Linked DNA regions of Mus musculus: all the other regions are linked to region 1. Evidence: chromatin loops called from intact Hi-C (ENCODE). Cell type or tissue: left cerebral cortex. All regions are shown on one strand. Each heading gives the region's core, and the rest is flanking DNA. Links, peaks and the distances in the headings are about the cores only.

What was found. Hi-C counts contacts between places; a loop is a spot of excess contacts. Peaks named below come from ENCODE experiments on the same cell type or tissue, not always from the same donor. Only the 100,000 strongest peaks of a DNase experiment are listed, where the experiment ranks them.
Region 2: a loop joins it to region 1, with 4 times the contacts of the local background. A loop is called at or near these places in 3 of 42 quality-filtered maps.
Region 3: it touches region 1 in a loop (8-fold over the local background); 4 of 42 quality-filtered maps call a loop at or near these places.
Region 4: it touches region 1 in a loop (2.9-fold over the local background); 11 of 42 quality-filtered maps call a loop at or near these places.

What each region holds. Positions count from the first base shown.
Region 1 is chr6:109,146,076-109,154,136 of GRCm38, forward strand. No RefSeq gene overlaps it. Among named protein-coding and RNA genes, the nearest start is that of Gm6749, 270 kb to the left of the region's middle. In left cerebral cortex, for the core only: CTCF peaks have their summits at 3,162 (motif pointing right) and 4,710 (motif pointing right); DNase peaks (open chromatin) are centred at 3,202 and 4,725; H3K4me3 peaks cover 740 bases; H3K27ac peaks cover 808 bases.
Region 2 is chr6:108,959,066-108,967,126 of GRCm38, forward strand. No RefSeq gene overlaps it. Among named protein-coding and RNA genes, the nearest start is that of Gm6749, 82 kb to the left of the region's middle. In left cerebral cortex, for the core only: a CTCF peak has its summit at 4,395 (motif pointing right); DNase peaks (open chromatin) are centred at 2,736 and 4,405.
Region 3 is chr6:110,642,778-110,647,777 of GRCm38, forward strand. It overlaps Grm7 (glutamate receptor, metabotropic 7), which reads left to right and starts at 2,821. Exons shown (of 10, transcript NM_177328.3): 1 at 2,821-3,609. The coding sequence starts at 3,091. It overlaps Gm20387 (a long non-coding RNA gene), which reads right to left and starts at 2,618. Exons shown (of 4, transcript XR_001785349.2): 1 at 2,088-2,618. In left cerebral cortex, for the core only: no CTCF peak of the experiment used is centred there; DNase peaks (open chromatin) are centred at 1,393, 2,776, 3,166, 3,402 and 3 more places; H3K4me3 peaks cover 3,119 bases; H3K27ac peaks cover 2,911 bases.
Region 4 is chr6:108,871,635-108,879,695 of GRCm38, forward strand. No RefSeq gene overlaps it. Among named protein-coding and RNA genes, the nearest start is that of Gm6749, 5.1 kb to the right of the region's middle. In left cerebral cortex, for the core only: a CTCF peak has its summit at 3,886; DNase peaks (open chromatin) are centred at 3,889 and 4,507; H3K4me3 peaks cover 355 bases; H3K27ac peaks cover 433 bases.

The DNA of each region.
Region 1 (8,061 bases), core at 1,670-6,669:
ACTCCTTTTTTGTGTCCTCGGTTAGGGGGCAGTCTCCTGCTTTCGCAATCACTTTTGATGTTGTATTGCCTTGATGCCATTTGCTCTAAGCAGGTGGGCGGGAAATAGAGGATCATGTGTGGGAGGTTTTTATTTTTATGGTTTTTAGTGATTCTGTGGTAAGCATTTTGCCAAGTCCTCTCTTTTGACAAATTTGGGCACACGACCAAGAGCTTTTTAGACTGTGTCATGAGTCCTCCCTCCAGTTCCCTGTTTTGTGAAGGGTTTCTGGCGTTGTCTAAGTCCTGTGGGATCTTTTCCCAGCTACCCTGTTGTTCAAGGGGCCTCTCCAACGTTTCATTCTCATTACAAGGCCCCATTGGGCTGAGCCTTGGCAGAGTCAGTCATGGTATGGAAAGTGCTTGTCTATTTTATTAGAAACAATTTTCTGTAGTGTGATTTCCCTTGTAGTCCTGGGAAGAAAACCCAGGGCTTTGTATATACTAGGCAGATAATTTAACACAGGGCTCCATTCTTAACTTTAAGAGTATGTCAAGAGCTTAGCATAGGACCATTACAATATGCTTCTACCTAAAGATAGAACCATGCCACAAATCTCTATGTATATATATGTCCTAGCATCTGTCTTTATCATGGAAATGAGTTATTTGTTGGTAGTTTGTGTGGAATCGAATACTTGGTGTGGAAAGTCATATGGATGTCTATTTATCCAGTAGGCCTTTTAAATTTTAGAATTCATCAAAGTTCAAGATTCTGAGAGTGCCCTGAGGGTTAAAAGCCTTTGTTTCCTTCATACCTACACTAGTTGGTATTTCCCCAGTCAGCAGTACTGCTTGGCCTCAAGTGATGCCCCTGTGCTGAGATGTAAAGAAATAAAGCACAGAGTGCATTTGCTGTTCGATATCTCTTCCCAGAATGATACCTCCTTTCCTCCTTCTTCTTTTCAGTCTCTTTTTCCGTAACCATCAAACCATTGTTTCTCTTGCTAGGAGGTAAACAGCCAGGGGCACGGGGCCCGAGGATTAGCTGAGTGCTTAGCTGTGTGATTTGTACCAGGTTTGTCAATGCTTGTTCTACATATGGAGTTCTGCTCTTATCTTTAATCTGTTTACCCCCCTTACGTGCTGCTTGTTCAAATTAAGTGAGTCAACACGTGTAAAGCCATTTGCTGCAGTCTGATAGACGCTTCTTTCCTCACACTGAAAGCTTTCTTCCTGGCATTAGTCTTAGTTACGTCATTGCTTTGTCATCTTCCCAAAGATTCATAGTGCCCATAGTAGTAGCTCTCAGAGTCAATCCAGAGGCTGGAATTTCCCTCCCAGGAAGTCCATTTCTGGTGCTGGAACAGATTACCTGAGGCTAGAGTTTATACAGAGCAGAGATTAATTTTCCAGTTCTGGGGGCTTTCAAGTCTAAGGTTGAACAGTGTCAAGGGGCAGGGGTACTTTCACCACATCATCCTATAAGAAAGATAGCAAGAGATAAGAAAACGTAATAATTAGTTTCCTTCAGTTGCTGTGACAAAACAATGTGACCAAGCAACACTGGGAGAAGTGGTTAACTTTAGCTCCTAGTTCCAGGTTAAGGCCATTATAACAGTTAAGTCGCAGAGGCAAGGACTTAAGGGAAGTTGGCCACATCCACAATCAGGGTTACAGTTCAATGACTGCATGCCTGGTACTGGTACTGCTCAGTTCATTTTGCTGTAACTCTCAGGGGGCTCATTTTCCTACTTTAATTAATTCAATTAAGATAATCCCCTGTAGACATGCCCACAGGCATACAGTGTAAGCAATGCCTCACAGAATCTCTCCAGGTTGTAGCGAGTTGACAATTGAAACTATGACAACACTCCCCTTCTCATGGTGACTACCCTTGGGACATACAGCTATAGAACTTCCTCATTGGGAAAATGTGGTGATGATAATAAAAATCATTATGAGGTCAGGACCAGGCTTAATGATGCATTCCTGTAATCCCAGCATCTCAGCACTTTAAAGGATGATTGCAAGTTCCAGACCAGGCTGTGCTAAATAACAGAATCTTCCCCTCCTCTAATCAACGAAATAGTAAATATTCATTATGTAAGGTTAACTGTAGGGTTGGTGGGTCTGAATCTGCTCCACTGGTGTGAACAGCCACTCGGGGAGGCAGAACCCAAGGAGTTTGACTGCACTTATCCCATGCCTCCACTGGGGCGGGTGTGGGGCTGTAGGGAAGCCCAGGGATGGGAAAGCAGAGTGTGAAGTCTGAGGTATGGGGAAGCCAGAGCTGGCTAGGAGGTCCCCGGGCTGGGGCCAGAGAAAGGGGAGCTCTAGCTAGTTCCAGCAGGGAAAGTCCTTGGCTTGATGCTGGCAGACTTAGTGGTGGTTGCGACTGGGAGTGCAGAGAGGCCTTCTACAGGAGTCTAGACTGTGGTTCTGTAGGCAAAGGCCTTCTCCATGGCTCCCCACGGCAGATCTCAATGAAAAGAGCCAGTTCATGTCATGGTGGAAAGTGAATGCTTAAAACCACACCCCAGTTCTCAGGGTGCACCTGAGATTATATACCTTTTGCAGGGAGGAATGTTTGCGAAAGAAAGCTTATTGGCTATGCCCCCCGGGCCCTCTAGACACCTCATTAACAGGGAGAACTCTGTCTTGAGTCTATGTGACCACAGGTCAAGTCTCTTTTCCTATTGTCTTGTCTGAGATGTTAGGGATGCCTCATTTATCCGTGGCAGGGCTTGGGCCATTGCCCTTGAGTGACTGATGGCCACAAATTTAAGGGAATATGTGTAGCTACTTGACAGGTGCCTGGTGCTGGGAGCAGACAAAGCTTCTACCGTTCCTTCAGGGTCTCTGGGGCTTCAAGCCTTTTGCTTGGCCTTACCAGGCTGACTCTCAGGGTCCACAGCCCTGCCATTAACTGTATATCACGATCTGCACAAGTCCTTAAAAAGTGTACCATCTACTCCCCATAACTCTATAAACTCAGAGTTATGGGTGTCTACATATCATAGATGAGAAAACGAAGACGGATGACTATGTAGCTTATCCAGGGCTCTATAGATAGCAGACAAAATAAGGTTTCTCAAACTGTCTTTTTAGATTTATTTATTCTACGGCTGTTTTGCCTGCCTGTGTGTCTGTCTGTATACCATGCACGTGCAGTATCCATGGAAGCCAGAAGAGGGAGTTGGATCGTCTGAAACTGGAGTCAGCGCTATGTAGTCCTAGGAGCTGAATCCAGTATATCTGCAAGAGCAACAAGCACTCTTAACCCACGAGTCTTCTCTAGCCATAGTTAAGATGTAACCCCCTGCCTGCTTGGCTGCCTGCTCTTAACTGAGTTTGGTGCCATCGTGGAACAGGTAGTACTTATAAAGAAGTTCTTGGTCTCTTAAAAGCCATTTCAGCTTTTTGTACTCTTGGCTATCAGTGTTAGCATTTACAATACAAAGTCAAGGGTCTAAAGTCATGCTAGAACTATCCAGCTGAGTGTATTAATACCAGAGTTCTGGTTACTCAGTGTTGTAAAGCTGGAACATAGGGGTGAGTATTGAAGCAGCCCAGGTAAGGAACCCGAGAAGCACTCAGGTCTTTAGGAGCAAAATCTAGGTATAGAAATTCCTGCACTGGGTGTGGGATTGAAGGTTGCTGCTGGCTGGCTAGTGTTCAGACTCTGGGAATTGTCTTATATCAGGTATTTAGCCCACTTAGAAATCCCACTGTGTGTGCATGCCTATGTGTTTGCATGTGCGTGTGAGTGTGTGTGTGCCTCTGTTTATGTGTTTCCATGATACTGTGTGTGCATGCATGTGTGCACATGTGTGTGTTCTTTCACAGTACCTCCAACATCTTCCAGTGAAGGTCCAACCATGTAGAGGCCAGTCAAAAATGCACCTGGAAAATTGCTGATTTCCAGCCTTGCATTGCAGAGCAGAATGAAGAAGGTAGGCCTGAGCTGAGAGGATGGGATAGTACAGGGACAAGTACCATTTCCAAGATTAGACTGAAGATTCAGTCTGGTCCACCAGGACACAGTGGAAAAATGTGTTTTGGGGTGTCCATGGGCTGCTGTCTGAGAAGTGATCAGACCTGGCCTGTGTGACTGAAGACCGATATACTTCCCCACAGCAAGCACTGTGCATCCAGATAACTCTTCTCTCTCTCTCTCTCTCTCTCTCTCTCTCTCTCTCTCTCTCTCTCTCTCTCTCTCTGTGTGTGTGTGTGTGTGTGTGCGCGCGCGCGCGCGTTCGCGTGTGTAATGATTGGCATGAATTTTGGGCCTGAGGCCAACTACAGTCTTTCAATCTCCAACAGTTGCCTTCTGTGTGATCTTAAAAAAGGAAGGCACATCCCCTTCAGGGTCACTTCCAGGAGTCACTAACGCTATTGAGACTTTTTTCCTTTTAGCCACACATCGTTTTAGTCGAAGTGTAAGAAAATCTGTCGCTGCCCCGCCACCATGTCTAATTTCCTGGGAGACTTTACTTCTCCTTGAATTACCCATTTATTCTTGTGAGAAAGCGCTTTGGGGTGGAGGAAGAGCCAGGCATCCTGTAGAGGAGAAGAGAGAGCCTGCAATTTGAAATGCTGAGTGGCAATTTCGCTTTAGCTAGGGTTGTCACCGGACTGATGAATGGTCCCCCTGTAGCATACTAGTGATGTTAAAATCTCCCTCAGGCTCCAGTCTAGCATGCGTCACCCATGTACATATAGGAACGCTAGGTGGCGCTGTGGTGTCAAAGGATCGAAGGAGAGGGAGAACCTTGTGGAAGAGAGAATTTATGGAAAAAGCAGGGGACTGGCAAAAAGCAAGGGGCTTGCAGAAGCAGGGGAAAATGAATGTGCATTCTCATTCAATGCCCTTCCAGTTCAGGTGAACATTTCCCCTTTTAGATCTGGGCATGCATAGGAAATCTAATTACGGATGCGAACTACATTTGATGCTTTCAAATCAAATCGTGCCATGTATTAGAGGCATCCAGCTGACTGCGGGTGCCAGCGCATCCTAGCAGTAGAAACCTGGCTTCTCTCCTCTCTCTGTTTTTGTCTCACTTTTCTTTTTTCCCTCTCCACCTTTCCCACGCTCTTTCATCTTAATTGCGCCGCTTCCCTCTCTCTAACATCCATCCAGTTTGGTTTAGTAATTTTGGAATCCGTTCACTGATATTGTAGAGTTCTGTTTCCTCCAGTAATATCTTGAGAAAGAGGGTGGTAAAATAACATCCTTTATTCCACAGGCATTATATGAACAGTAACTGAGTACCTACTGGGTGCTGGGAGCCAAACTAGACACTTTCACATTCATTTATCTCAGTGGAACTTATGTTCTGCGGGATTCGGCCTATGTCACTAGTAAGACAGAAATCAGAGCATTAAGAAGTACCTGTTGTCCTACATGTCTTCATTGCTGCTTCGGAGACTGAACATTGCTGCATTATCCCTGGAGTTTACATGGTTTCCTCTGATGTTTCTGTGGTTTCTGGAGTCTCTCTCTCTCTCTCTCTCTCTCTCTCTCTCTCTCTCTCTCTCTCTCTTTCTCTTTCGTTGGATAGCTTCTTTATTTACACTTCAAATGTTTCCTGGTTTCCCCGCCTCCTGGAAACTGCATATCCCATTCTCTCCCCCACACCCCGCTTCTATGAAGGTGTTACTCCACCCCCATAACCACTCCCACCTTCCCACCTCCCCACCCCAGATTCCCCTACACTGGGGCATCTATTGAGTCTTCATAGGACCAAGGACCTCTCTTCCCATTGATGCATGACAAGGCCATCCTCTGCTACATATGCAGCTGGAGCCATGTGTACTCCTTGGTTGATGGTTTATTCCCTGGGAGCTCTGGGGACGGGGCTGGTTGGTTGATATTGCTGTTCTTCCTATGGGGTTACAAACCCCTTCAGATCTAGAGTCCTATCTCTAACTCCTCTATTGGGGACCCCACACTTCGAGCACCTGCCTCTGTATTTGTAAGACTCTGGAAGGGCCTATCAGGAGACAGCTGTATCAGGCTCCTGTCAGCATACAGTTCTTGACATCCACAATAGTGTCTGGGTTTGAAGACTGTATATGGGATGAATCCCCACATGGGACAGTCTTTGGATGGCCTTTCCTTCAGTCTCTGCTCCATACTTTATCTCCATATTTGCTCCTGTGAGTATTTTGTTCTCCTTCTAAGAAGGACCAAAGCACCTACACTTTGGTCTTCCTTCTTCTTGAGCTTCATGTGGTCTGTGAATTGTACCTTGGGTGTTTGGAGCTTTTGGGCTAATATCCACTTAACAGTGAGTACACAGGAGTCAGGCTTTCCTGAGATCCGGGTTCTCCCACTTCCAGTCCTGTGATAGCTCCTCAGCTCCTCAGCATTGCATTATTCTTATGTGAGAAAATGGGGGCAGCTATTCTTACCTCACAGTGTTATCTTGAAAAGTAAACGAGAATGTGGATGTCAACATTGAGAATGACAACTGGCACACAGCAAGCCCAGGAAATGTGAGCTTCCGTCATCGTCCTCCTGATCTTCCAACCGTCAAAGAGAAAAACAACTACTCCCTTTCGCAGATGTGGAATAGTAGTTTGCATACTTCCCTTGCCCCCAGATAGGTCTCTGAGGAGTGTGCCGGGTTGAGAGGGAGCGCTTCATTCTCACTAACAGTTATCAGGAAGGATTTCATGGCAGAGCCCACGTGAGTACTTGGATGCTTCAGGAAATCAGAAGAGACTTCTGAGGTCAAGAGGATCATGTACTCTGAAGTGAATCAGATGAAACCTGCATCCTTGCTCTTGTTGATTTCACACATGCATATTTTTAAAACCACTTTAGTGGGCCTACGTAAGCCATGGTTATTTGGGGGAGGGACATAGGGCCATTTGGAGCTCTACTTTGAGATCTCTTGCAGGCTGTGGATTCTCTGTCAGATACCATAAGACAATTTAAAGAGCTTAGCAGGTGCTCTGGATGCTCTGTGTAGATCTAATTACCTTGCGGGGCTCTCCTTCTCCCCTATCCCAGCTGCTGTGGGTGCTGGTGCCAATGGCTTATAACTAGTCCTTCTTTCCTGATTGTCCTTGTCCTATGGCAGTGCCCTCCATTCACAAACACAGGAATTGTCACCGGCCATGACTGACAACTGCAGAGTAACCCTCTCCAGTTCTTCATGGTCCAAGTTATGCTATACTTTACACTTTTTGAGCACTTCTTGGCTTTAGACAGAGAGTAACCTAGGATGTATTTGAATCTTTCCCCTGGACTGCAGACTCTCCCTCTTATCTCTGAGAATATTTGATATTGCATAAAATACTTGCACAAGAATCCCCATCTCAGATGCTGCTGCAGAGGACCAGATCTGATAGAGGGGGACATAGATGACGCAAGATACATAAAATAGGCCACAGAACACAAGCGTGAGGACAAGGGAGGATGGGCAGCTCTTCCATTCCCTCTGTCTCTGCTTTCTCCTCGCACTGTTAGCTGGTGGCACTCCAGTTAGTTCCATATGTTTGGTATCTGTTTTAGAAGGATCTCACTGGTAGGGAAGGGTGTATCCAGTCACCTTGGGGTAATCTGATTTCACAACAACGTCTTTTCTCTTGTGCTCTAGGAAGGTTTCTACACAGAGATGATGCTTACTTACTTACTCAGGCTGCTGAGGAGGTGTGATTAGCTCACTAGGGCTGCGAGGCCCAAATTCTAGCAAGCAGTTTCTTAAGAATGGGCTAGGTAGATAAGAAAGCGCACAACCACGTTTTGGTGTTTACTTTAGCAGCCCATAGCCTATTTTAATTATTCTGAAATAATTATCTCTGGCACACAGCTGGGCTTGTCTTCCTGTGACTCGTGAGTCTTTCCGGCACACATGAATACATCAAGAAGGCTGAAAGGAAGGGCTGGAGCCAAATGACACATAAAGAGGCTCAAAGGGAGAGGCTCAGTAAATGACAAACGTTGGGCCTTTGAGGCCATTGAGGACATTGATTAGAGACATTATGTCTTTTTGTCAGACCCAAACAGTTCCAGCTATGGAGATGAGAAATGAATGAGCCTCAAGGATGCCTGGGAGTGAGAGCCGTCAGT
Region 2 (8,061 bases), core at 1,450-6,449, 190 kb before region 1:
AAACAACACCCTTCTCAATAGTCACAAATAATATAAAATATCTCGGCGTGACTCTAACTAAGGAAGTAAAAGATCTGTATGATAAAAACTTCAAGTCTCTGAAGAAAGAAATTAAAGAAGATCTCAGAAGATGGAAAGATCTCCCATGCTCATGGATTGGCAGGATCAACATTGTAAAAATGGCTATCTTGCCAAAAGCAATCTACAGATTCAATGCAATCCCCATCAAAATTCCAACTCAATTCTTCAACGAATTAGAAGGAGCAATTTGCAAATTCATCTGGAATAACAAAAAACCTAGGATAGCAAAAACTCTTCTCAAGGATAAAAGAACCTCTGGTGGAATCACCATGCCTGACCTAAAGCTTTACTACAGGGCAATTGTGATAAAAACTGCATGGTACTGGTATAGAGACAGACAAGTAGACCAATGGAATAGAATTGAAGACCCAGAAATGAACCCACACACCTATGGTCACTTGATCTTCGACAAGGGAGCTAAAACCATCTAGTGGAAGAAAGACAGCATTTTCAACAATTGGTGCTGGCACAACTGGTTGTTATCATGTAGAAGAATGCGAATCGATCCATACTTATCTCCTTGTACTAAGGTCAAATCTAAGTGGATCAAGGAACTTCACATAAAACCAGAGACACTGAAACTTATAGAGGAGAAAGTGGGGAAAAGCCTTGAAGATATGGGTACAGGGGAAAAATTCCTGAACAGAACAGCAATGGCTTGCTCTGTAAGATCGAGAATTGACAAATGGGACCTAATGAAACTCCAAAGTTTCTGCAAGGCAAAAGACACCGTCAATAAGACAAAAAGACCACCAACAGATTGGGAAAGGATCTTTACCTATCCTAAATCAGATAGGGGACTAATATCCAACATATATAAAGAACTCAAGAAGGTGGACTTCAGAAAATCAAATAACCCCATTAAAAAATGGGGCTCAGAACTGAACAAAGAATTCTCACCTGAGGAATACCGAATGGCAGAGAAGCACCTGAAAAAATGCTCAACATCCTTAATCATCAGGGAAATGCAAATCAAAACAACCCTGAGATTCCACCTCACACCAGTCAGAATGGCTAAGATCAAAAATTCAGGTGACAGCAGATGCTGGCGTGGATGTGGAGAAAGAGGAACACTCCTCCATTGTTGGTGGGATTGCAGGCTTGTACAACCACTATGGAAATCAGTCTGGCGGTTCCTCAGAAAACTGGATATAGTACTACCGGAGGATCCAGCAATACCTCTCCTGGGCATATATCCAGAAGATGCCCCAACTGGTAAGAAGGACACATGCTCCACTATGTTCATAGCAGCCTTATTTATAATAGCCAGAAGCTGGAAGGATCCCAGATGCCCCTCAACAGAGGAATGGATACAGAAAATGTGGTACATCTACACAATGGAGTACTACTCAGCTATTAAAAAGAATGAATTTATGAAATTCCTAGCCAAATGGATGGACCTGGAGGGCATCATCCTGAGTGAGGTAACACATTCACAAAGAAACTCACACAATATGTACTCACTGATAAGTGGATATTAGCCCAAAACCTAAGATACCCAAGATATAAGATACAATTTCCTAAACACATGAAACTCAAGAAAAATGAAGACTGAAGTGTGAACACTATGCCCCTTCTTAGAAGTGGGAACAAAACACCCTTGGAAGGAGTTACAGAGACAAAGTTTGGAGCTGAGATAAAAGGATGGACCATGTAGACACTAGCATATCCGGGGATCCATCCCATAATCAGCTTCCAAATGCTGACACCATTGCATACACTAGCAAGATTATGCTGAAAGGACCCTGATATAGCTGTCTCTTGTCAGAGTATGCCTGGGCCTAGCAAACATAGAAGTGGATGCTCACAGTCGGCTATTGGATGGATCACATGGCCCCCAATGAAGGAGCTAGAGAAAGTACCAAAGAAGCTAAAGGGATCTGCAACCCTATAGGTGGAACAACATTATGAACTAACCAGTACCCCGGAGCTCTTGACTCTAGCTGCATATGCATCAAAAGATGGCCTAGTCGGCCATCACTGGAAAGAGAGGCCCATTGGACACGCAAACTTTATATGCCCCAGTACAGGGGAACGCCAGGGCCATAAAAGGGGAGTGGGTGGGTAGGGGAGAGGGGGTGGGTGGCTATGGGGGACTTTTGGTATAGCATTGCAAATGTAAATGAGCGAAATACCTAATAAAAAATGGAAAAAAAAAAAAGAACTTAGTACTACAGTTTTCCTATTAAAGCCTCCCAGGAGGGCTGCCTTTTACAAGCTGCCCTAGAAAGTGAACACAGAAGACTCCAAGAAGCACCTGCAGATCTGCTTAGGGGTTCTGATTTTGTGGCTCTAACTACTGTTGGAAACTTCGTATTCCTATGACAGGAAAGAGGAGGGGTGAAGACTTAAGAAGTGGGTTACCTTTAACAACTTGTGAGGATTCCCCCCCCCCCCATTTTGCTGCATAAATTCCATGTCAGCTATCATGTATATCACTTTCCTCTGCCCAGCTCTCAAACTTTTGTTGTTAAAATGCTTGGATGCTTTTCTGGTCGTCTTATTTGGATTTTCATGAAGCAGATGAAGAAGTGAGAAGCATGTGTAGCAACCAACGTACGAAACCAATTAACACTTCAGATTATACCTAGGAGGGGCTGGCAGAATGTCTCCTTAACAAACCCTGGGAATATTAAGTGGTTGCTGCTGTTGTTTTCCTAGAGCACACAGAGAACTTTTTTTCTGCATTCACCCGTCATCACCCCCAAAGTAAAGAGCAACCTTTATGTGTTCACTATAAATTACAAAACTTGTATTGCATGGAAGACAATAATCGGGGATGTTGCATCTCCTCTCCCGCCTCCTCTTCTACCTCCTCCTCCCAAAATGAGCTCAATTAAGGTCCGTACAGGAACATGGGGGAACTTAGAAGTGTGATGTATAACTGTAGAAAACACATCTCCCTCTTCTAGTGACTATTAACCACCTACAGATCCTCAGAAATCTTATGAGTTCTTTCCCCTCCATGATGGGATGCTTATAGAACCCATTCCCCCCCCCCCCCCCGGTATTCAGAGCTACCGATGTTCCTAGAGACTGGGAGGGGTTGCGAAGCATGTCTTATTTCTAGCAGGTGTTATACTAGAATTCATGAGCTGGCTCTTGAGGCTGAGGTGGTGGAGGGGTGAGGAAAGGAGATAGGAGTGGGACAGGGCACAGGCAGGAATAGGATGAGCTTTGGGAAGACATAGACACTTGGATGGTCTAAGCTTCACATGGCACTGATATTTAGAGCTTCTCCCAAATGGGTCAAGAGGCTAGACATTTGGCTTTGGAGACAGAGAAATCTGACTACCTGCCATATGGTAGATCACTGAAATTTTCTAAGCCCTTGATTTCCACTCTTTAAAGTGGGTATAATTATAATCAACAGCACCTAAAACTTTACAAGAAACACATGATTTTAGCTACTAGTTTGATGCCTATTTATCTGTCTCTTCCTTCCTTCCTTCCTTCCTTCCTTCCTTCCTTCCTTCCTTTCTTTCTTTCTTTCTTTCTTTCTTTCTTTCTTTCTTTCTTTCTTTCTTTCTCAGGTGTATTTAGGTAGGAGGAATTTGCTAGCTTTGGATTGCTTTTGAATCGGAAGAACTTGGTAAAAACACAGGAGTTCACCTGGGCATGATGGAGCAGGAGGCAGAAGCAGACAGGGAGTGAGTTCAAACTAGTTTGAGCCACACCTTGAGTTCCAGGCTAGGTTGAACTACAGAGTGAATCTCTGTCTCAACCAACCACAACAGATACAAAACAAACAACCCAGAGGAGGAGAGGAGATGACATTAATTCAAGGCACAGATATATAATTCTCCCATCTCAGTTTCTTTGACAAGTCATTTAATTTATGCAGGCTCCAGTTTGCTCATTAAAACACAAACAGTGTTGCTGGTTGACATGTCTCAGAATCACTGTGAAGATTAAATGAGAGATGGTGTAAGGAGTTCACTGTAAAGTGCTATATTAATTTATATTATTATTATTGCTCCAATGCAGAAAAAAATCAGTTATTCTGAAGTTTGTCCACATTTGGGTATGGAACCAACTGCCTGTGAATGTTAATGATCTCCATGTTTTGTGCAAATCACTTCCCATGACAAGGTGAAAGGCACTTGCACAGGAAAAACATCCCTGGAAGATCACAGAGGCTACTACTATTTCCTCTTTTCTCTGTTCTCAAAATCCAAACCGTCGCAAATCCTCTGGCATATCTTCCTGCCCCCTGCCCTCTGCCCCTACCCATTTCTGCTCTTTGGCCTCAGAACATCTTTTCCTGGCAGGGAAGCAGTGGTATTATTTCTGTCTGCAATTTAGTGGGCCTGTAGAGGGCAGTGTGGTCACAAGAAAGGAACTTTGGTTTACCAGAGTTTTCTGGATACTAAACAGTCTAGATGCTACTCCAAGGAAGTGCTATCCCTTGCTCCCTCCCTCCTTTCCTCCTTCCCTCCCTTCCTCTCTATCCCTCCTCTTTCTTTACCAAATGGCACCAGCAGCCTTGGAGGCAAACACTAAGGACAGGTAGGGATCCCAGAGGAAGAACTCTGGCTCTCAGAGAAGCCAGGGGCCTGATGTCAGTTGATATGGGTGGTGGTTGTAGCTCTGGTATCACTATTGTTGGTATGAATAGGGCTTCATTCATGAGAGAAAATGATTCTATTTTAACTAAGTGAACTTCAGTAATTAAATGAAGATGAATATATCTGGCTTTGGAGTATTAGATTTCGATCAAAAATAAAGAAGGGAAACTTTTTTTGTTTTTGTTTCAATGTATAATCAACTATTGAATGTCATAATATTGCATGTCAGCAATACGCACTGTCTCCTGGTGGTCCAGGGAGTCAATACTAAACCGGGAGGAGTTGGAGGCTTGCATATCAGTAGGGTGCATTTGATCAAATCAATGCGTGTATTTGATCTCCTTATTACTTCAACTGTGTTTACCTCAAAGGCAGCTACAAGGGTTAAAAGTGGTGACAAAAGGCAGCATGCTTTGTGTTAATACAACAGTGTGTTTCAAAGTGTGGGTCCAGGACCAATCACCATCATCTACATTACCACTAGAAAAGAGAATCTCAGGTCCTGGCATCCCACATCTTCATAATCAGGGAATTCTGTAGCCTAGCTGGCTGTGTGTTAATAAACTGTCTATGGGACTCTGAAGCATGCTAAAGTGGGAGAAATGCTGTTGTGCTGTAACTAGATGATACTGGGATAATAGTATACATTGTTAATGTCATTACAGTGAACTGTTACTAGAAATGGAAAAATTACTGTCTTATAGAAAATGATCTTATTGGAGGACCTAAACATTGAACATGGAAGAGTTGAAGGACTGGTGTGGTCACTGGCAATAAGAGAAGTCAAGGGTCTATGCCTTAAGAATGGTGTGCTGATAGGACTGGCATGGTCCCTGTATGCTAGGGGTGGGCTTAGGGGCTGGCTAACATGGAAATGGCAGAGGGATGGGAATAGGGCACACTAGCTGAAGGGAAATGGTCATGGTGATAGCTGTGATGTATAACTATCATTAATCAAGAAGTGAAGAGATGGCAGCAGTTTAAAACAATCTTCAACAATTCTTAGCAACAACCATAGAAAAGACACTGTTAGCACTGGGGATGTGGATACTAGAAAACCTCAGGGTGATACATTTTTAAAGAGGTTGATTATGGCAGTGGCACTTGTGTGTATGTGTGTGCATGAGCACACACACACAGACACACATGAGAGTGTTATACATCAAAACAAGCAAAACTTATAAAATGGTAACATTTTTCAATACTTTTCTGTGTCATGATTTTCACTCTAGGAAAATATTATCACCACCAACACCATCATCATGATTGTATGTTATGCATGTTTCAGATACCATTGCAAGTACTTGGGATGAATCTGCTCGCGTGACTTCCAAAACCTTGGTGAAAGATTTGTTATTGTTACTCTTGTGCACCCCCACCATTGTATGTGAGAGGAGAGTAAAGCCTCTTGTGTTCCATAAATTGCCAAGGCACTGAATGGAGGAGTATGGAACTGACCCTGACCCTATCTAATTCTAAGGGATGGCTAAGTCAGCGGTCAAGTCATTTGAAGGCCTGTGTGGCCCGGCAAGAATGTGTTCCTGGGATTGTATTTATTCCTTTACAATCTTAGTCCTCCAGGGAGTTCACTGAGGCCACATGACTACTTCATATCAAAGAAACATAAGTAGAGCGGGTATGTGTTACTTCTGGACTTGGGCCTTAAAAAACACTGTCCACAGTTCTCCAGCCTTTCTTCCCTGGCGTTGTGTCATTACAAAATTGTGGAGCCCTATCTAGCTAGAATCCCTGAGTGAATCCTTGGAACAGAATTCCCTGGGACTTTTGCTAGAAGTTTAGCTGAAGCACAAATGTGAGAGGGCTCAAGAGAAGAGGTCGTGATCTGGGGGCGGGGCTTCTTACTGATGGGCTGATATGGCTCACCCAAAGGAATGAAGCCCATTAGGTAGCATAGAGAGAATACTGAACTGGGTCATTTGCCAGTGTGGTTGTGGCCTCTGTACCTCTGAAAGTTTCTTTGTGGGTAAAGAATACCCTGTTGTCTCTTGCAAGGACCGAGATAATGGAGGACTAAGGAGTTTGCTCATAAAAGCTTTGGGCGAGGGTGGTAACTCTGTTTCAAAGTATTCTTTCCAATTATTTCCCTGAAAGTAGGATCCTGGAAAAATCTAATTCTACTGGCTTCTTTATGAGTGTGTGCACCACTCCCCTCTCCCCTCCGCCCCCCCCCCCCCCACTAAAAGAGAAATACTCTCCTCTATTGTTCTGTGTGGTTTGGGAAATTATAATTAGCTGAGACAACTTCTTCCAGCTGCCCCAAGGAATGCCTTTAGAGCTCTGCACTTGAATACACCGGATCTTGAAGTCCACATGCAGCCTTTTCTTGGATGCAGTGTGACAGTGTTTCTCTCTGTCAGCCTGGCCACTGGCATGTGTGTGCCCTACCACTTCCAGTTCCCTCCATCCATTAAAAAAAAAAGTGCTGGGAGGTCCCTCTGACCTTTTAGATTCTTGGCATGAGTTTGGAGCCCACCTGAGGTGGAAGGAACCTGGAGCCTGCTGAGTGATTCTTTGTTATTTATTTTTAATGTCAAATTATAACAAGAACTACCAAGGCCTCCAGGGAAATATCCTTAAATAGAACACAGCACTGTGGTACATCTCTCAGCCAGGTATAAGTGAATGAGCTGATTGCCAAGGGCAAGTGAAAGAGAGTGGAGAAGGAGATATTATTTAAATGTTTGTATGTAGATACAAGAATATATTAATGTATATAAAATTATAATGAGGAAGAAATACATTTTAGCAATAGTGATTGTTCACTTGGCTTTCATGAGGTCAAAGTTATGAAGACTCAGAATGTTAAGAGGCTGTTGAATTATTAAACAAATACACTATGGAAAGGTCCAGGAGGGGCCAATATTTTGTATAAATTCATATAGCAATGGAGGTGCTAAGGCAGGAGGTGAGTGTGTGTAGCATAGGGTAGATTTTATGGTTTGAGAGAACTCATGTGTGCCACTGAACATGAACAAGCTGCATTTTCCTCATGAGAGATGAGACTTCAATCACATTCAGCAATTACCTATTTGTCTTGCATTTTCTAAGTGCTGGACTTAGAGACTTGGAAGACTAGAGTCATTATGTTCTCATGTATGCAAATAAGCCACATGTTTTCAGTTAATTTTTAGGGTTCTAACATAGGCTGGAAACTGTTCTAATTAGCTTTTTCTGTTTGTGTAATAAGACTCTGACCAATAACAACTTAGGGGAGGAAAAGGTTCATTTTATTTTATAGGTTATAGACTACCATGGAAAGAAGCCAAGGCAGGAACTCAAGGCATGAACCTGGACATAGGAACTGAAGCAGAGACCAGGGAGAAATCCTGACTACTGGCTTGCTTCTCCTGGCTTGCTCATCTACCTTTCTTATACAGTCCAGGTATGGTAC
Region 3 (5,000 bases), core at 1-5,000, 1.5 Mb after region 1:
GGGATGGGAGAGGGCAATGGGAGAGAATGGATGAATACATGTGCAGGAGAAAACTAGTGATTACTTGTAACTCATCCCTGAGTACTATTTGGTAGCAACTTTCTAAAGCATAGCATGAAATTCAAAATAAAAGAAAGATTCCATTTTCACTAAAGAGAGCCCAAGCCACTGGTATTTAAAATCAGGCATCCTTGTCCTCGTGTGCTGTTGACTGTATTCCTTTCAGTTGTTCCATTTGCTTTTTCTTCTTTTGCAGCTTCGACAACTCTATATTGACAGAATCCCTATCCCAACTACTTCACTCAGCATTCTGATGTAGGGCATTACAATAGAAGAGTTACAAGACTGCTCTTGACTTCAAACAATAGAAAGAAAACACATATGCATATAAGTGGAAAACCCTAGAAATATTGCTTCAAGTATGCCTGGATAGGGGATGGGGGGAGTTCTGAAGTAATTTATTGAGATGACTTTCTATTTGTCCCCCACTCTATGTGTTTTTCTAGACTATGCATTCCCCTATCTCTGTGTCTCTTTCTTTTACTCCTTCCTTTCTCCCATCAGTATCATCTCTGACCCTATCCACTCTATCATACCCCTCTCCATCCCTGTCTTCATTGCTCTCTACCTCAGTTTGGGATTCAAACACAGAGCACATCCTCAATGTACAGACTGGCTGCACACTGCAGGAGCCACCATGATATGTAATTATGCTGGGTGTACATTGCTGTAGTAGGTATCAAGACAGTGGGTGACTGATATGCATAATGTATATAATTTGCATGTGAATCACAGTACAGTTTCATTGAAGATGACAGTAAAATATCTTGTACTTGGAAAATCAGAAAAGCATGATAGTTTTCCAAAAGAGGGACAGGAAGGGGTTAAGCAGAGGGCCTATTTTTTTCCCCCAACTTTACAGAGATGTGACCAGGTGCAGTGATAGCCCCACCTCCAGCTCCAGTCTCTGGCCTCTGTTTTGGCTTCTCCACCAAAGGCAAAGATGAGTTCTTCAGACTCTGGTTGACCTTTATTCTCTCTTTTGACCATGGCACTATGGCTAGAATGATCACATGAACTAATAAGCCACACCTACATTATAGGAAGAGGGCTCCGTTCTCAAACCATAAGCATTGAAATAGCGAGGAACATGTCCCAAATGAAAGTGATGGACTATTCATATGTGGAAGAAGAACAGATGCCCAGCAGAAGCACCTGGCCTAACACATAAAGTCCACAGTGCCAGTTAAGGTTGGCGATGGGTTCTGAAGATTTTTTGTCCTGGTTCCCTATGCATAAAGCAACAGAGAATATTGGCCTAAAAAGAACGCTGTAGCCAAAGGGACATGGCCTATTTTAACAAAGGATTTTAGTTAAAAGACAACTTGGAGGACATCCAACTCAATCTCATCACTTTCCAGATGGGGAAACTAAAATTCAGGCAGAGGCACTGAAATACCAAGGACACACAGGTAGTTGGTGGTAGAGGCAATATAACAGAACTATATATTATATCTAACAATAGATTCTTCATCAACACCAGAAAGCATATTCTTGTTTGTGGCTTTCTCTCCATCACCCTCAAATCTGTACAATATAGCTTTTACACACTACAGCAGAAAACATTACCAAGAGTTGAGTTAAGGTCCCAGAGAAATGTTAAATTTCCCTGTAAGAGAGCTAAGGACACTTGTTGCATGAATGGGCTAGTTTCAGGAGGGGTACTTTCCCTTCTACAGTGAAACTTGCCTGAGCATTCTTTGCTTTGTTCCCCAAATCCCATGGCAGCAAATGAAAACAAACAAGCAAACAATAACAACAACAAAACCACAAAAACCTACTATCTGCATCTTTAAAGAGACTTCTCCAGCTCCTTTTACTTCCTTTTACCTTCCCCCACTTTACCTGCTGTTTCTTAACTGTAAAGAAAAACTGTCACCAGCCCAGGAGTATCTTGGAAAATAGGTAGAAGGGAGCAGTGCACCTATCAACACTACAGAGGAAAGTGCTGGAGTTCTTAGTGTCTCCTCTTGCAGCAAAGGCAAGGAAAAGCACTGACTGAATCAGTGGTTAATTTCCCCACTGACCTGCTGAAGAATGTGGTTAGTTTGACCAGCCTTGGCCCTTAGGAAGATCGAGGGTGGAGTACCACTTTAGATTTCTTCTTGGCTTCAGCTTCCCTCCAGGATAGAGGGTACCTACTATAGGAGAAGCCTCTGGTTAAGGACTTTAGTCAAGAATCCGGTTCCAGAATGTCCAGTATTTTTCTGAGCTAGCTTTAGAGACTGGAATCTCCTCTCCTCCCGCCCCCTTTCACTGGCTGCTCCACTTCTGTACTCCCTAGCTTTCTGCCAGAGCTGACAGTCAAAGATCAGACTCAGGGGCTCCCCATAAGTCAGCACCAATATCGCGACTCATCCCAAGTGGATGTCTGCAGTTCCTAGAACATGGGCGTGGGTATTGGTGAACCTGAGGTTTCCATCACAGAGTTGGGGACAAGAGCTTACTTAGCCCTTACTAGTATCCAGAAATCCACAGATTCCCTGGGGACCACGAAACTCCCCTGAACAGGCAACCTCTCGGCTCCCGGGCCACCCACCCATTCCTCCACCCCCCCCCCCTTACCTCAGCACGCAGCCCCTCCCTGCGTGATGATGCAAACCGGTGGGGAGGGCGGGCGCTGGGAAGGGTGGGGAGAGATGGATAGCAAGCAAGGGAGGGAGAGAGGGAGTGGGAGGAGGAGGAGGAGGAGGAGAGGGAGCCCAACGACCATTTAAAGCGATAGCAATCCCTGCCCTCTCCCCAGTGCTTGGCTGTTGGAGAGCGCGAGCGGCAAGCCAGGGAGCGGGGAGCGCAAGCTGGTGCACGGGCCAGCGGAGCTACAGTGCCAGGTGCCAAAGACTGGCTGACGCCCTGGGACCCCCCACCCCTCTCCTGCTGCACCTCCTCTGTCTCCTCCACCCTCTGTGCCTACAGAAGTCCCCGGGGCTTCCCCCGAAAGGAGCTCACCTCGAGAAGCCGGGACCTGGGAGAGCCCACCAGCATCCCCTCCAGCGCCGCCGCCGCTACCGCAGCAGCATCCGGAGCGGCATGGTCCAGCTGGGGAAGCTGCTCCGCGTCCTGACTTTGATGAAGTTCCCCTGCTGCGTGCTGGAGGTGCTCCTGTGCGTGCTGGCGGCGGCGGCGCGCGGCCAGGAGATGTACGCCCCGCACTCGATCCGGATCGAGGGGGACGTCACCCTTGGGGGGCTGTTCCCAGTGCACGCCAAGGGTCCCAGCGGAGTGCCCTGCGGCGACATCAAGAGGGAGAATGGGATCCACAGGCTGGAAGCTATGCTTTATGCTCTCGACCAGATCAACAGCGATCCCAACCTGCTGCCCAACGTAACGTTAGGCGCGCGGATCCTGGACACTTGTTCCAGGGACACTTATGCGCTCGAACAGTCGCTCACTTTCGTCCAGGCGCTTATCCAGAAGGACACCTCCGACGTGCGTTGCACCAACGGAGAGCCCCCGGTTTTCGTCAAGCCAGAGAAAGTAGTTGGAGTGATTGGGGCTTCGGGGAGCTCCGTCTCCATCATGGTAGCCAACATCTTGAGGCTTTTCCAGGTAGGGGGGCGCTCCCTTTGGGGAGGAGCATTCTGTGGCTCCCTGCGCTCTAACCTTAAAAGCTGGTTTGGACTTCATGGGTTGCAGGGGTCAGGCCAGCACTCCAACATTTCTACCCTGGAGATCCTGTCGAATCCCTCCCACCCCACCCAAGGAGGTATCTTCCTTGCTTAGTTTACTCCTCTTTTATGTCTTTCCCTGTCCACGCTCCACTCCATACGGCATGACTCCCCGGATTTATGGTCCCATTTACAAGAAGCAATCTTCGGAAAAAACAAGGCGATGATTTAAATGGTTTGCATTAGAGTGAAATATGGTTCGGAAACAGGCTTGTAAAAGTGTCTGGGCTCCTAGGGGAGCAGGTTAGACACAAGGAATATGAAAAATTAGAAGATGCTTTGAAAATGGCATTTCTCAACTCCCCAGCTTCCCATGCCCAAGCCACTTAGGAAACCTCGACTCCATGGAAATATTCTCGAAGACCTCAAGAAACCCCTTCTTCAAAAGAGGGTTGGGGTTTACCCGCATGTGGATGATAATTGCCCGTCTCTTTGGGGTTGAATTTACGACCTGTAGCCCATCTGCATCAGAGGCATGGGGGTATCCGCCCCACTGGGGAGACCCCGCCTGCTGACGTGATCCCCCTGAGTTGGTTTCCTCCTGGCAATTTTGTGCACCGCCTAAATTGCATTTGCAGTCCGGCCGGTGGCAGGAGCTGGGCGATCAGCTAGCTTTCTGCTGCCACTTCAGACCTCAGCTGGGGATGAGCTCATGCTAACTGCGAAATAAAATCCCTTTCACTGACTGCTCCCTGCGCTCCTTGTCCCCCTCCCTCACTAGTGCAGCCCCACACCCAGAATTCCAGGCTCTAAGCTGGGAAACTCAGTCTGCTCTGCCCAAGAACAGTGGATGTGCTAAAGCGGGTTATGCAGGTCTTATGCCCTGGGTTCAAAAAGGCAGATCTAGGGCTCCAACCGCAGTGCTCTGCCTTTGGTCCCTGCAGCCTCTGTCTCCTAGACTGCACTGCACTGGGTAGAAATGGATAGCTTTGAGGGTTAGAAATTGAGTTCAGGGAACTCTGACAAGGTGTCCTTATGCTTCTCTGTTTCCTTGTTTGGTTTCCCTTCCTCATAGGCATTTCTCAACCCCTGTTTCCTTTTCTCACACTCATGTTCTTGCCTCAAGTCAGTTTGAGTATGACTTTCTTATTAACCCAGGGCTTGCTCACTCCTTTGGTGGTAGCCAGATCCAGCCAACCCTTTCTCTTAGCTGTGCAAGTTGGTGCCTGCAGGATTGTGCTGCCCAAGTCTAAGAAGTGACTCTTGCTCACATGCTTTCCCGGAGGGTAGGAGTTTTATGAGGGACCTGCTGGTGGGTGATGTCCAGGCCAG
Region 4 (8,061 bases), core at 1,163-6,162, 270 kb before region 1:
AATGGTAAGGCACACCCATACCAAACAGCTCCATTCCCTGCCTGTTGGGTTATACTTATAGCCTTTCCAAACATCATGTGTTCTCTCAAGCATATGTTCTAGCAATGTATCACGTGCATTATTCCCGAGCTGCTTCCAGAAAGACACTAACCACGTGTCTGCTCTCAGCAAAAACATCCTCTCATAAGACTGCTTCCAGAAGAAAACATCACATGACACAACCGAGTCTCCAAAGAAACCAGAATTTTCTACTTGAGAAGATACCACACACTTATGGCATAGACTATGGGGAACTCTAGCTGGTGCTCAACTAGAATCTCCACCCCCACTGGCTAGCCTTTACAGTGATGGAAGGTACTATACATGCTACAGAAGGAGAAATGTATTCTTCAGTTTCACTGAGCTATAAATCCTGATATAGGACATAAAACCATGCCAGGAAGTTTGATAAGGTAGAGAGGTTGAGATCCAGAGACTCAGTGGGCACACACCTGAGACTTAGGCGACACCCCGCTCCCTGCCTGATTCCTGGCCTGGAATACATGCTATGCTTCTCACATAAAGAAACAGGTCCTATAGTCATGTAGGCCCAAAACAGAGTTTTCCCATGCTAATGAGGTACCTAGAGGCCTGAAAGGCTTAGCCAATAAGATTCCATTCCCAGACATTCCTCTCTGCAAAAGGTATTTAATCTCAGCTCCACCCTGAGAAGTGGATATGGTACAGTATGCATCCATTTTCCACCATGAACAGCCAATAAATTGTTTAAAACCATAGAATGTCTCTTTCATCAAGATCCTTTGTGGGGAGCTGTGAAGAAGGCATTTGACTACAGAGCTGCAACTTAATTCTCCCATAGAAGGCCTCTTTGTGCTCCCAGCCTGTCACCAAGCAAAGGACAATCACTGCTGGGACAAGCTGGAGCTCCCCTTTCTCCTGCCCAGTCTAGATGCTGGCCCCAGCTCATGGGCTTCCCTCTCCCCCAACTCTGTTCTCAGCTCTTCCATGATTCCCAGTAGTATCTGGACGTCCAAGAGTCTGAGAACCCCACAGCCCGGCCTTGTCACACGCCTCGGGGAACCCCTGAACCAGCTCCAGCTTCCTGAATCTCAGACTGTGCTTTCCCACCCCCAGAGCGGTGTCTTGGTGCTTCCTACAATCTGGCACCATCCTAGGTGGTGGCGTGGAATAAATTCAGTCAAACTCCTTGCATTTGGTCTCCCCAAGAGGCAGTGCCCAGCAGACGTGGATCCACACCCTGAGAGCTCTAATACAATATGCCCACGATGCAATAGTAGCACAAATGTTATGGCAGTAACTGCCCTAAGTAAGGGCTTCTACTGATGTGACAAAACACCATGATCAAAAGATCCCGGGGGAGGAACGGACTTATTTCAGCTTACAACTATCAGGTCGCATTTCATCACTGGGAGGAGTCATGGCAGAAACTCAAGGCAGAAACCAGGAGACAAGAACTGAAGGACAGCCCATGGAGGAGTATTGCTGGTTTGATTGCTTCTTCTTCTTCTTCATCTTCTTTTCTTTTTTTTAAAATATTTATTTATTTATTTATTTATTTATCTATCTATCTAATGTATATGGGTACACTGTAGCTGTACTAATGGTTGTGAGCCATCATGTGGTTGCTGGGAATTTGAATTCAGGACCTCTGCTTGCCCCAGCCCTGTTCGCTCCAGCCTAAAGGTTTATTAATTATTACATCTAAGTAGCTGTCTTCAGACACACCAGAAGGGGGTGCCAGATCTCATTATGGATGTTTGTGAGCCACCATATAGTTAGTTGCTGGAATTTGAACTCAGGACCTTCAAAAGAACAGTCAATGTTCTTAACCCCTGAGCCATCTCTCCAGTCTGTTTGATTGCTTCTTCTGGCTTGTTCAGACTGCTTTCTTATACTACCTGGCCCACCTGCCTATGGTGTCAGCTCCTCCTGTGGTCTGACCCTCCACTTCATCAACCATTAATGCACTTATAGACTTGCCACAGGTAAATGCTATAAAGGCATTTTCTCAACTGAGAGTCCCTCTTCCCAAACAACTGTCGTTCCTGTCAAGTTGACATAAAATTAATCAACACAGTAACAAAACAATTTTTATGTTGGATTAAGGACCTGCTTCATGAGACTGAACCCATACCTGATATTATTATGAGGCTGAGAAACTGAAAATATCGTATTTCAGCAATAAAAATGAAAAGAATGTGGAGGCAGCTCTAAGCCTAGCATCCAGGCCCCCCACTTCCCGTCCACGACTTCTCTCAAACTGCTACACAAGCAAGGAACCCTGTCTGTCAGCAATCCTGGAGAAGGGTTGCTTCTATACACCCAGACTTCCTGTCTGTTGGAACAGCTTCATTTCTGCCTCACCCCACGTTCACAGGAGAACTGAATACACTTGAAGCCCTCCTTGCCCAGAACCTGTAAGTAAAACTTACATGCGTATGTCTTTATTTACAGTATATTGAATTTGTACTTATCATCTGAAGAACCAGGGTCCGACCTGGGTCAGGGTCTGGCTAACAGTTCTAGAGTGATTCTTTGGACTCAGACCATTGGCTGACACCATTGGAAGCCCCCGTGAGGACACTGGTTGTAGGCACCCGGAAGTCACCCTGGCAGAAGGGTCATCTTGTGAAATCTCTGTCCAGCTCCCATTCATTCGGCTTCCAGCTGATGGCTACCAGCGTTGGTTCTAAAGCCACTTTATCTACGGATTCTCAAAACAAGGTCTTTTTCCTTTTATTTCTTTCATCAGATGTGATTGATCATGGAGTAACACATAGAGGCCTTTTAAGGCAAATACTGGTGACAGTTTTGCACAGCTTGCATAGCAGTCTCTCTGTGTTAGGGACTGAAGATTTAGGCCCCTTCTTTCCCATTCCCCTGTTGAAATTCAGGCCTGAGTATGGGATTAGGATGTGGGGCCTTTGGGAGTTGATTAAATTAATGAAGGCAGAAGGATCCCTCATGATGGGATTCGTGTTTTCCTGAGGAAGAGTCACCTACATCTGCCGCTTTGTCATTTAAAAACGGGAAGCTGCCAAGATGCAAAGGGGAAACCACTCTCCCCAGAACCAGGCGATGCACTAGTCCAGGGGCTTGTAGCCTCCAGAACTGTGAGAAAATGAAGCTCGTCCCGTAAACTCCCAAGCTGATAATCTGTTTTGGCAGCTGGAGTTGTGAGTTGAAGACAGTGTGAATGCTAAATCTCATTAAGTGCATTTTAACACGCTAATGATATCTGCTTTCCCAAGTTGTGAAATATAAGTCAGAGATTTAGTTTGTTCTGGTGCAGTGCAAACAATGCCCACAACATCCATCAGGTTATGGGGCAGGGCACATGCACATCATCCCTTGGAGAAACTCACCAGGTATTTGTGATTCGTCCAACCCTGTTGGTTCTAGTGTACCCTTACTCTTTGCCTTCCGGGGCCACAAACAAAGAAGAACAGTTGCCAATAGGTTACTAGAACACTTCTGAGTGGGTCTCTGGGTAGAAAGGGTTTAATTTTTGTAGCTCCCTCATGAAAAGAGCTTTTAATGAAAATGTAGCTATTTGCTTCTACAGTGCCATCGGGACTTGCTGGATCACGGAATCTCAGAGTCTCTTGAACTTGCCTCAGACTGTTCCTGGGAATTAGAGAAGTGCTGTTCAGGGGGCCAGTGGGCAATAAGAAAACCAATAACAACATAGTTTTCATGGCCTCAAGAAAAGGCTTCTAAATATAACTGTAGGTTTTTAGGCCTCTACTTTTAAATGCTATCCAACTGTGGAAAAGGGTCATTTTCTCCCATGGCCTTAAAGACATCCTGTGTTTCAGTGTTAGGTTATAAATATAGTTGCAAATACTGTTCATTTCCACAAGAGACCACTATTGCTTTGCTTTTTCTAGTGGTGCCTGCGGAAAATAGAGTTAGAACAGCCCAGGAGGTGAAAAAAAAATAACTGTTCCCAAACCCCAAACAAACAAAAAACAAAACCAATCTAGTATTTTTAAATATAGCACAGACCCTGTCTCAGAAAAAAAAAAACAAGAAAAAAAACATAGTATAAAATATGATCTCATGGTCCTTTGGAAGCTTGTGTTAAAGTCCTGGTGTGTGTGCTGACTGCAATGAGGGGTGGTGGTCGTAATGAGAACATCACATCTGTGTGGGGGTCTTAGTTGTCGAGTCGCAGGTCTTAAATGTGTGTGACCTGGCTAATACAGTATCCTGTGCTCAGCATTTTCATTTTCCAGAGAGTAATCCTGAGGTGTAGGGAAGGGCCACACACTGCTTAGTTAGATGGCAATAGTTCAGCACCAGCAATAAGAATGGGAAAGGAGAAACGGAGACTCGTTCTCTGGAAAGCACACCAGGGTTTTCTCGGTGTTCAGGTGGGTGGTTTCCTTTTCGTTTGTGACATTGTTTTCAGCTGGACAAGGATATGAGACAAAGCTTAGAAGGCTGCCCCTGTCTCCACACGCAATCAAGAACAATGCCAGATTGGGAGGTTCCCCTCGGGGCTTTCTGAGCCTCTCTTTCTTGTCACCTATCACCACCAGCGGCTTCTCTACTTCCTAGACCCTCCTACTGCTTCCTGTCTGTTTTCAGTTTCCATGAGCTATATAAGCAGAAGACAGGAGCCGTCATCAACAGTTGTGGGACTGAAGCCAGACTCTTCTCCAAATTAGTATTCTTCCCAGGTCTCCTGATTTTCAGCCTGTCACATAGGTTTTGGGAGGTGGTTCAGTCAGTGATGTTCAGAGGCTTGGACGACAAAAGATGGATATGCTTAGCAAATCCTCCTCCCCCCTCCCCCTCCCCTCCCCCTCCCCTCCCCCTTCCCCTCCTCATCCTCCCCCTCCCCTCCCCCTCCCCTCCCCCTTCCCCTCCTCCCCCTCCTCCTCCTCCCTCTCCTCCTCCTCCCCCCTCCCCCTCCTCCTCCTCCTCCTCCCATCTACTCTCTTTTCAGCTACAGCTCGTAGTTCTGAGACTACATCAGAGTTCTCCTTTGTGATCTCTTTATGGCTTTGCTACTGGACAGTGGTCCTCAGACTTGAATATGAATCCCTGGGAGTGGCTGCTAAACCATTTCCGACAGCAGGAAATCAGACTCCACCTTTCAGAGGAGTCTGAAACACAGGATGTCTTTAAGGCCATGGGAGAAAATGACCTTTTTCCACAGTTGGATAGCATTTAAAAGTAGAAGCCTAAAAACCTACAGTTATATTTAGAAGCCTTTTCTTGAGGCCATGAAAACTTTGTTGTTATTGGTTTTCTTATTGCCCACTGGCCCCCTGAACAGCACTCCTTTCTCAGGTGGTCCAAGATCCCTCAGTGGATCACAGCACTGAGAGTTTGCTGGGAGACTATTGCCCTGTCTGGCCCTCAAATCCTTCGGGGACTGATTTAACAAGGATTGCAAAAGTGGCTACCTGCTTTCCATCCCTATGGACTCTGCTGTTCAGTAGCTGTTGCATTAGCATGGGAAAAACTGTAGAAAGAGGCAGTCTCCCCAGGAGAACTTGTTTCTTACAAATGTGGCTTCTGAAATAGCAGCCACACCACTTGGGAACTGGTCAGCTGTGCATATTTAAGGGCCACACTCCAAACATACTACACGTGAAACTCTTGGAGATCAGACCCTGGCCCCCCTGTGCAGTAAAGAGCTGGCTCGGTGAGTCCCAATAAAGATGCAGCTTTCCCAATGTGAGGGTCGGGGTCCCTTCCTCTGTACCAGGTGTGACATACCTTGAGATCTATTTGTTATGTCCCTGTTGTCTGCAGTTTCCATATCCCAGTTTTCAATTTCCTATGGTCAATTGAAGACCAAAAATACTAAATGGAAAATTCTAAAAATAAGCAAGTAGTAAGTTTTATGTTTATTATAGAACGTTGTTGTGATTGTCTTGTTTTTACTATCACTGCTAATTTCTTCTAACTTTTCCTAATTTAGAAGATAAACTATCATAGGTATCAATAGGAAGATAAGAGCATATATGGGGATCAGTAGTACCGTCTACGATTTAAGGCACTCCTGGGGGGTTTGGAACCCATCCTTTGTGATAAAGGGGAATTTCCAGCCTTAAGCTTACAGGAGCAAGGATGGGAGCTGTTCCCCGCTCTCCTGTGTGTGTGGACAGTGAGCATCTATTAAGCATCTATTAGGTGTACTCATAAATGGTTATTTATTTATTTTACTCTCTAATGTTATCTTGTTGCCTAGCCTATGTGTTATTAATAGGTGAAAGGTAGTTTGCTACTTCAGACTCAGTTATTCAACAAATACTAAGTACTATTATGTACCAGGTATTCCTAACACAAGTGGGAATATGGTGATGTAATTATGCCTTTGTATAAACAAACAAACAAGCAAACACTACACCTTAGTTACTTCCTTCTTTCTTTCTTTCTTTCTTTCTTTCTTTCTTTCTTTCTTTCTTTCTTTCTTTCTTTCTTTCTTTCTCTTCCTTCCTTCCTTCCTTCCTTCCTTCCTTCCTTCCTTCCTCCCTCCCTCCCTCCCTCCCTCCCTCCCTCTCTCTCTCTCTCTCTCTCTCTCTCTCTTTCTTTCTCTCTTTTTTCCAAGACAGGGTTTCTCTGTATGGCCCTGGTTGTCGTGGAACTCACTTTGTAGACCAGGCTGGCCTCGAACTCAGAAATCCACCTGCCTCTGCCTCCCGAGTGCTGGGATTAAAGGCGTGCGCCACCAAGCCCGGCTCCTTAGTTACTTTTTTATTGCTATCAAAAACCACCATGACCAAGACAACTTATAAAAGAAAGTACTTAGTTTGAGGGCTCATAGTTCAGGGGATCAGAGTCCATGACCATTGGTGGGAAACATGACAGCAGGTAGGCAGGCATAGTGTTGGAGCAGTAAGTTAGAGCTTACACACTGAGACAACAACCAGAAGGTAGAGAGAGTCTGAGTTAACTGGGGATAACATGTGCTTTTAAAACTTCAAATTCCACCTCTAGTGACACACCGTCTTCAACAAGGCCACATCTTCTAATCTTTCCCAAACATTCCTACTGAGGACCAAATATTCAAGTATATGAGCCTACGGAGGCCATTCTTATTTAAATTACTACACAGTATAATAGCAAACAATAGCCAGAGCTTTGAGGCGGAAATAGGGGCTGAGGATAGTTATTTGGGTGAAGAGGCAGCTACCTGTATTTTCTTGAGTAGCAGAATGGCTGCTTCCGTATTTGTTTTAATCCTTGCACTGGGAAGACCATGTAAAAGAAACTTTGATTCTGTTGGAACTGTCATCTCTGAGGCTTACTGACCTCATCTGCTAATCTCAGCCTAGTCCCGGAAGCTTCTAGCCTCCTCTCTACAATCTTATCTAGGCCTAGAATGTTTTCAGCCTCCAATTTATAAATACATTTACCCTTTCTTATCCTTTCAGAGCTCTGACTGGCTGGTTAAACTCAGCTGTCCTGGCTCAAACTCCTCTTCAAGCTGACTGATTCAATCCATCTTCTTTCTTGGGCTCTGACCGAATTGTTCTGCTTGGCCTCAAACTAACTCTGGCAATCTGTTCTAACTTATCGTCTTCTCATTCTCTGGCTCATTCTTCCTTTACCCGTGTCTAGCTTGCTTTCTCTCCAACCTATCTCGCTAAAACTCTCCCAGGAATCTGCCTTCTCTCCTTTCTCTCTCTTTGCACTGCTCTCCTAAGCAGCTTCCCTTTCCTCTCTCTTCTCATGAGAATCGGACGCATCCTATTCTGTCAGATCTTTGATTTGTCACTTTGTGTGCCCTTCAGTCAGACATTACTTTGAAACATGGGTGTTTCCTTCTGCAACCTAGCTTTACCTTTCCTGTTTGGGATTAAGGTGTGTACTAAGTCCGTGTCTGAAGTCCAGCCAGAGGGATTAGAGATGAGTGCTAAGGCTGAGCCACACCACTACTATAAGCAGGGTTTCCCAGTAAACAACAGTCTCATGGTTCACAGTGTGATCAAATATCCTGCAACAAGAACACCTTGGTTTTCACCCTGTGTCTTTCAGTCCCCAAAGTTCCATCTTCCTTATCCACTGTTTTGGGAGCAG